2 separate regions of the Homo sapiens genome follow, and region 1 is linked to region 2. A link is a loop called in an ENCODE intact Hi-C map of the cell type or tissue named here. Cell type or tissue: IMR-90. All regions are shown on one strand. Links, peaks and the distances in the headings refer to the core of each region. The heading gives the core; the rest is flanking DNA.

Region 1 (4,408 bases), core at 322-4,321, 390 kb before region 2:
AACACCCAGCTTTTGAGGTTTCTGAATATGTGACAGTTTGCTTTTTGGAGATGGTTAAGAGTGGCCTCCAGCACACCACTGAAAGCTATTGTAAATAATAAAGATAGTCTGCTAACAATTTAAAATCCTGAAAGTTTAGGACTAAAAGCACTCAGAATATTGTAGTCCTACCCCTAACTTTGTAGGAAAAAAAGATTAAACTGAAAAATAGTGACGTCCTAAAAGTCATGCAGAAAGTTACTAGCTATGATATTGTGATGTAAGAAATATTTGGTCTTTGTTCCAGGTTGCTGGTACAAAACTCCTAAAACCCTTGTAATTTCCTGAGTGATAGGGATTAAAGGAGCATCAGCTGTTATTCATAATAAGCCCCTTTCAAGCATACTTGAGTTCAGGCTGATGAGGTATCTCTTGGAGGATAGCGGGTTGAAGAACCATGTGATTAGACAGTAGGAACTTCTACCCTACCCTCTGACCTCTGGGGAGAGCTGAGGGCCTGGAGATTGAGTTCAATCATCAAAGGCCAATAATTTAATCAATCATCCCTATGTCATGGATCCTCCGCAAAAGCTAAAGGGGTTCAGAGAGCTTTCAGGATGGTGAACACATGGAAGTGCTGGGACAGTGGCATGGAAACTCCATATCCCTTCTAATACCTTCCCCCATGTCCCTCTCATCTGGCTCTTCATTTGTATCATATAAACTGTCAAATACAGGTGAAGTGTTTTCCTGAGTTCTATGAGCTGTTATAGCAAATGCTCAAATCTGAGGAGGTCATGGGAATCCCCAGCTTACAGCCAGTTGTTCAGAAGTGTAGGAGGCCTTGACTTGTGATTGGCATCTAAAGTGGGAGCAGTCTTGCAGGATTGAGCTCTTAATCAGTCAGGTCTGTGCTAACACTGGATGTTTAGTATCAGAAATGAATTGAATTGTTGGACACTCAGCTGGCGTTCAAAGAGCTGGAGAATTAGTTGTTGGTGTGAAAAAACGCACACATTTGGTGTCAGAAGTGCTGTGAGTACAAAAAATGTGTTTCTTTTTTTTTCCTTTTACTAGCAAATTTGGGATTGGAATCAAGGTGTCTGGATTCCCAGTGTATTCTATACACAAATCTTCACATAGGGAGGATAAAAGTCACTGGGCATGAATGAAAACATGACTGTATAATCTTGACTTGAAATATGGGACAAGGTAGGTGACAGGAGCTATAGTCATGAAGCTCTCACAGGGCTGCTCCAAACTACACTGAAAACCATTTAGGAAACCATGAAATTGGTTACCTTGCTCTTTGGTTTTCTGATTTTTTTTAAGTGATAGTTTTTAATATCAATATGTCTTAAAGTCCAGTGTGTATTAAGTCATCTAGGTTATTTATTAAAAATCTCCAAGGCAGGGCTAATATTAAGGCAATCCACAGGCCACACTGAGAATCACTAGTTTAGATCCTATTTAAAGACCCCTTCTGAGCTAAGATGCTTTGTTTACACACAGCCAGGGAAAAATTCTAGATTGGTGGCTCCCTAAAGTGCTTCCTAAATAAGCTGCATCAAAGGCACATGAGCAGCTTTTTAAAATTTCTGACCCCACCCCCCTCATTCCTACCCAAGCCGACTAAATAAAAATTGAGGGGAAGGGAGCTGAGAAATTGTATATGAGGGACTTGAGCATACATGCATTTCAGTATCCTCCGGGGGTCCTGGAACCAATCTCCCAAGGACACTGAGAGGTGACTGTATATATTTGTAAAAAATAATGGGACATTTGCTGATTGCAGATTCACAGTGTAGACAGGAAATTGTGAAGAAAATGAAACAATTCTCAAATTTCCCTGATTACACAAATTTTGTTTTTGCATAAAACTCATGGGAAGTGCTGACCTAGATAAATTAGAGGGCAGTAGAAAAATACTTCCTTAGAATTGTCAAAAAATTGTTTTACTTGTCCAGCAAACCAATGACTATAAAATTATTAAAGTTGCATCCAATGGACCACAGAATTTTGAGAGTGAAATACTATTTCAACAAATTGATTAGCTATTTGATTCAGAGAGAGACTGACTTCCATATAGAGCGCATAATCTTTAAGAACTATCATTTTTAAACTATTATTTTGAAATAATTTCAGATTATAGAAAAGTTTTAAAAAGTACAATTGAGTTCAGTATTTCCTGCTCCCACATTCCCAAAATGTTAGCAATTTCCTACATTTTTTTCACTATCCTCTCTGTATATGTATGAATATACAAACACACATACCTTTTTTTTTCCTGAACCATTTGAGAGTAAGTTGGTGACAGGGTGCCTCTTTAGAATCAAATACATGTGTGTATTGTTAAAAGTATATTATCTTATGTACAGCATAAATATCAAGAAATTAACATTAATACTATTATCCAATCCACAGGTCTTCAAAATTTTCCTGTTGCACCAATAATATCCTTTATAACAGGGGTCCCTAACTCCTGAGGCCATGGACCAGTCCCAGTCCCATTCCCAGTCCCTGGCCTGTTAGGAATTGGACCACACAGCAGGAGGTGAGCAGCGGGCCAGTGAGCAATACCGCCTGAGCTCTTCCTCCTGTCAGATCAGCAGCATTAGATGATTAGATTCTCATAGGACCGGGAACCTTATTGTGAACTGCACATGCGAGGAATCCAGCTTGCGTGCTCCTTATGAGAATCTGACTAATGCCTGATGATCTAAGGTGGAACAGTTTCATCCCAGAATCATCCCCGCCCCCTTGCCCCTGGTCAGTGGAAAAATGGTCTTGCACAACAGGGGTCCCTGGTGCCAAAAAAGTTGGGGATGACTGCTTATATTATATATATATATATGTGTGTGTGTGTGTGTGTGCACGCACATATATATGCTATATATTATATATATACACATATGCAGACACACTAAAAATATTCATATTTTTTCCTTTCCTGGCCCAGGGTCCAATCTGGAATCTCCTGTTGCATCTAGCTGTCTTATCTCTTTAGTCTCCTTTGCTCTGGAACTGTTCCTTAGAACTTTTCATGACATTATTTTTGAGGAATATAGGCTATTTTATACAAATCCCTCAGTTTGGATTCATCTGATATTTCATGAGTAGATTCAGGTTATGCATTTTCAGCAGGAACCATGTAAGTGTGTGCTCTTCTCAGCAGGCCTATGGTCTCTATTTGTCCCATTACTAGTGGTGTTAACTATTATCACCTAAAGTGGTATCTACCAGGTTTCTATACTGTAAACAACTTTTTCCTTGTAAAATGTCTTACATAATTCAAGACTATGTAAATATCCTGTTTCTATCAAACTTTCACCTACCAATTTTAGCATCCACTGATGAGTCTTGCCCAAACAATTACTACCATGGTAGATGCCATGTGGTGATTTTCTAAATCCAGCATTCCTTTTACATGAGCAGGAAGACCTTTCTCACCTCTCCATTTATTCTTTCATTCATTTATATCTGTGTGGACTTGTGGTTTCTTATTCCATGTGTTATTATTTATTACTATGACGATTGACTTTGATGCTCAAATTGTTCCAGATTGGCAGATGGTAAACCCTCAATCTGCTGTGTCCTTTAGATACTTCCCATCATTATTTAAGTACTTCCTTTCTGGCAAAGCAAGTATTTTAGACTCACCTTGTGCTTTTCCTGTTGCAGCCCAGGAATCAGAAATCTAAGACTTCCTTTTTTTTTTAAAGAAGAGAATTTAGACATCAAGATCTGAGTGCCCACAGTTGTAATTGGGCTGTCACTGCTACTAGGCTCTATCAGAGGACACAACTAGGAAATATGTGTGTGTGTATTACTACATGTTAAATATTTCTATATTTCTATTAATCTATACTTACTTTTAAAAACCCATGAGTTCATACTGATGTTTCTAATTCTAATCCAATACCATAGGAAAAGAACCCATTGTTTTTAATCGCTATCTTGAAACTATACCAAGCACACAGGCTTAATGTCATTAAACTCTTCATGCTATAGAATGGGAGCTAGAAGGTATCCTGGATCCACACAGTGCCAGTCATCTACTCATCCATTTACTAACTCAATACATTTACTAGACACTTTCTATGTGCTGGGCACCTGGCAAGGAATACGGAAATAAAAGACTTTGTCCTATCCTAAAGTAGCTCAATTCATTAGGTAGGATGGAAGAAAATAACAATATAGTATAATAAGCTCTTTATTCAAGGTATGCACAGTGTTCTATAGGAAGAGAGGAGGAGCACAGAACCCAAGCTGAGTTAACTGGAATATTTCAGAGAAGGAAGTAAAAATAGGTGGCTTATACTACTCATTGCAAGAATTTTTAGATTTTTTACATGTCTGCATAAATAATGGGTGTACTTTGCTTCTGATTGAAATGCATTTTAAGGAGAGTTCTGATTTATCTAAAAGC
Region 2 (4,408 bases), core at 184-4,183:
TTTTATTTTGTAATCTTTAGGACTGTTATACCAAGAAAGTTTGGTCTTAAGATCTAAATAATCACAAATGAGAATAAATAAGACAGGCAAAACAGAATAGAAAGCAACTAAGAAAAAGGAAAGAACCTTAGAAAAATGATAATGGAGGTTAAAAATGATTTTCTAATGTAAGAACCAAAGAAAACCTTAAGCCATAAAAGCCAGAAACAAAAAGTAAAACTTAGAAAATTAAATTTCTATTCAAACTATCAAATAAAAAACATGCAACAGATCAGGGTCTTTACTAAATTAGATAATAACTTCTTATTGTTACGAAGTCACAAATTAACTCCCCTACCCACCCCCCCTCCAATAGATAAATACATCAAAAATATCATGAGATTACAAATTCCAAAATGCCATAATGTCTATATACTGAGATTCACAGTTTCTGGATTTATTTTTCCACCACTTAAACTGTGGATCATTGCTATCATGTGGGAGTGTTTGTTCAATTCCTCTTGCTGAAGTTTCACCAAGGACTCTTTCTCTTCCAAACGACCTTCTAATTGTGCCTTTTGAACCTCTAGGGAGGAAGCCTAAGGAATTGGGGTTGGGGGAGGAGGAAGAATTGAGAAGAAAAATAACTTTAATGTTTTCTCTATACATATATTTTAAGATGCTTTTATTTTTTATTGTACAACAACCATTTCAAGACATACTATAAATATTATACTTCAGTTAATTCAATTACATGGTAAGTTTAAAATGAATAATCATTAAACAATATAATACAAATTGAGAATACACTTTCAACTTGTCTTAAGTTAATGCCAGCAGCTGAAATTTTGCAGAAAATACTACACACTACATATTAAAATTACTAATAAGATAATCACATTAAAGCAGAACCAGAAAAACTGTAAATGTGGTACTAAATTTTATGCCTCTTCTGTTACTCAGTAGTAGTAGTAGATCAGTCTTTAATCCTAGTCTGTTCTCATCTTCCTGGTAGTAAACGGGCCAGAAAGTACAATTCATAGCTACCACTCAAGCTATGCAACCATGGTAATATAGAAAGAACCCCGGACTCAGATTCAGAATATATACCTATTGATTCACTTATTAGCTGTGTGACTTTAGTAAGTAACCTCAGACTCAGTTTCTTCAGTTGTAAGTTGAAAATATTTATTAACACATTATATAATATTTGTTAAAGTGAAAATTATACAGCTACCTATATATGACATCAAGTACTGGTAACCCCTTTCTGTATTCTTTGCACACTTGAAAATACCAGGTGCTGACACAAAGTATCTGTTTAATAACTGCTTAACTATTTTAGAAAATACATTATGAAAACCTCATAACAAATGATACTCAAGCTGCTTTGAGATCCTAATATCTTCTAAAAAATTTGCTGAAGAAACAGTACATTCCTTTATCCATATTCACCCTTTTCACAACAGACTTTTTTATTTTACTGCAAATGAGAAATGGAACAGATTCTTACCTTAATGCTCAACTCTTTTCTTATCTGTTCTGTTCTGCTTAATTCTTTTCTAAGGATATCAATGGTTTCTTCCTTATCTTCCCTTTCCTTTTGTAAGGTTTTAATCTTTTCTTCTTGTACTTTTGTTTTTTGATGCAAATCTTAAAAGAAAAAAAAGTCAAGTATTATACTCAGAGGTCTTACACTGACTACTCTGAAATGGTCTAGTAGCTACTGTAAGAGCAAAAGAGAAATAACTAGAACAAGGAAGAGAAACTTCTCTTATGACAGTATTCTATAGAAAATACCAAATCTCCATGTCTTTCTTCCATCCTCTGTTCTAAATATAATATGCTATATAGGTAAAGGACAATTCTCAAAAGTGTAAGGGTTAGAAAAGGGAGAGCTACAACTATGAAAAATTATATAGGTAGGTGCCTGCGCTCTAAGGCAAGTGAGAACAAAAATGTTTTTCAGGATCATTTCAAATATACCATTAAGAAGCTAGTAACTAAAAGTTACCTAATACTGCCACCTGCTGTTACGTTCCTTCAACATTTTTTTATTTTGAAAAGGGCAATCCATAATCCTATGTGATTTAACGAAGGAACAGAAAACCAAATACTCCAAGTTTTCACTTCTAAGTGGGAACTAAACATTGAGTACACACAGACTTAAAGATGGAACCAATAGACACTGCAGACTAGAGTTGGCAGGAGGTTGAAAATTACCTATTGCTACCTATTTGGTACTATGCTTACTACCTGGGTGATGAGATCCATACCCCAAACATCCGTGTCATGCAATATACCCAGTGTAACAGACCTGCACACATGCCCCCTGATTCTAAAAGTTGAAATAATAAAAAAATTAAATTAAATTAAATGGTCAATCATCTCTTTCCTTTTGTTTTTTTTTTTTTTTTTTTTTTTTTTGAGACAGTCTTGCTTTGTCACCCAGGTTGGAGTGCAGTGGCGTGAACATAGCTCACTGCAGCCTTGACATCCAGGTTCAAGAGATTCTCCCACTGTAGCTTCCTGAGTAGCTGGAACTACAGGTGCACACTAACACACCTGGCTAAATTTTTGTATTTTTTGTAGAGATGGGGTTTCACCATGTTGCTCAGGCTGGTCTCAAACTCCTGAGCTCAAGCAATCTACCCATCTCCAACTCCCAAAGTGCTGGGATTACAGGAGTGAGCCACTGTGCCTGGCCAATTTCTTATAGCTCCTAAATTTAAAAAACGTACCACTTTTTCAACTTGATTAAACCGAACTGCTTTTGTGAAACATTATGTCAAGAAAAGGGAAGCCATTCCAAATATGATTTAAAGTTTAAAACAATAAGTAGAAAATAAAAAAGCAAACAAAACCACTCATGCTTCCAAAATAAATACATTAAAAATAGAAAATGTATTAAATAAGAAGCCACTTACTTGCTAGCTTATGTTCTCTGTCTACTAGCTGATTCTGTACTTCTTTTCTCTGTTCTTCTTTCTCTATTAATTGGGCAATACTTCTGAAGTTATTAAAAAAAATAGAAGAAAACATTAATGAACCATATACCATTTGTAACTTTTTCTCCCTACCAAGCACTTTGGGAGGCCAAGGCGGGCAGATCACAAGGTCAGGAGATCGAGACCATCCTGGCTAACATGGTGAAACCCCGTCTCTACTAAAAATATAAAAAAAAAAAAAAAAAAAAAAAGGTCTCGTTCTGTCACCCAGGCTGGAGTGCAGTGGCATGATCTTGTGCTCACTGCAACCTCTGCCTCCCGGGCTCAAGTGATTCTCCTGCCTCAGCCTTCTGGGTAGCGGAGATTACAGGCACCCGCCACAACACCCAGCTAATTTTTGTATTTTCAGTATTTACAGAGTTTCGCCATGTTGGCCACGCTGGTCTCAAACTCCTGACCTCATGCGCTCCACCCACCTCAGCCTCCCAAAGTGCTGGGATTATAGGCGTGAGCTACCATGCCCAGCCTTTAAAACAAAATTTCTAAGAACAGCAATTGCCTGTAACTTCCACCAAATACATATCTTATATCTAAAATAAGTGACAATTCTATTAATTTTATCAATAAAAAACAATGTTCTATATAAAGGGAATCATTTTGTTTTTGAAAAATCCCACATATTCAGAATATAGAACTAGAGATTTTACTTTTCATTTTGTTCCTTGAGTGACTCATTCAACTTTTTCACTGTCTCAATTTGTTTATTCAGAGAATCACATGTGATCTGTAAATCTTTATTCTTCTTTTCAGTACTTTCATTTCTGAAAAGACAAGAAAATGAGTTGGCATCATTATGGAGGAAAACATATGAAGGAGAAAAGAAGCTCACAGTGTTTTCTTTACTATCTCTTCTAACCAAATTGCATATGCTGGAAGAGAAGGAATGTTATGAACAAGCAGGACATAAACAGAATTTCATCTACTCTAAAAGGCAGTAAATACATGTTTTGGTTGACTGATGTGGTAAAAATTACTATGAAATAGAAATGTGTGGGGCATTAATCTCATATTTATGGATATAAAGCCTTATTTTACAGATGATATTGCATTACATAATTTGCTATAAATAAGTTTAGGGTTCTACATTTGTCTCTTTAAAACTCTGCATCTAATAGTCCTAAGTATTTTACCTGCAAGGTAAACACAGAAAAAAATCCTTTCTAAAGTAATACTTTGATACTCAACTACCATAAGCATAAAATGTCTTTTTTATTTCACTAAGCACAAAGATTTTTAAAAAGCAACCCAAAAACCAAACCAAAACAAACAAAAAAAACCAGTAGCCAAACTTGGCCAGCAGTTTTTGTATCTAATCCATACAGGAATTTTAACAATCTGAGTTTGAGTGCCTTTAGACAGTCCTGACCATTACAAATGACCTTTTCCCCAGCCAGCTTCATTTACATGTTATCCACTTGTCC

What was found. Hi-C counts contacts between places; a loop is a spot of excess contacts. Peaks named below come from ENCODE experiments on the same cell type or tissue, not always from the same donor. Only the 100,000 strongest peaks of a DNase experiment are listed, where the experiment ranks them.
Region 1: a loop joins it to region 2, with 3 times the contacts of the local background. A loop is called at or near these places in 4 of 110 quality-filtered maps.

The regions. Positions count from the first base shown.
Region 1 is chr3:108,156,636-108,161,043 of GRCh38, forward strand. It overlaps IFT57 (intraflagellar transport 57), which reads right to left. Exons shown (of 11, transcript NM_018010.4): 11 at 4,177-4,408. Among named protein-coding and RNA genes, the nearest start is that of LINC01215, 34 kb to the left of the region's middle. In IMR-90, for the core only: no CTCF peak of the experiment used is centred there; DNase peaks (open chromatin) are centred at 2,656 and 3,386.
Region 2 is chr3:108,550,742-108,555,149 of GRCh38, forward strand. It overlaps CIP2A (cellular inhibitor of PP2A), which reads right to left. Exons shown (of 21, transcript NM_020890.3): 18 at 3,635-3,748; 19 at 2,907-2,989; 20 at 1,493-1,632; 21 at 1-578. The coding sequence ends at 408. It also overlaps a transcript of MYH15 not described here. Among named protein-coding and RNA genes, the nearest start is that of CIP2A, 36 kb to the right of the region's middle. In IMR-90, for the core only: a CTCF peak has its summit at 2,002 (motif pointing left); no DNase peak of the experiment used is centred there.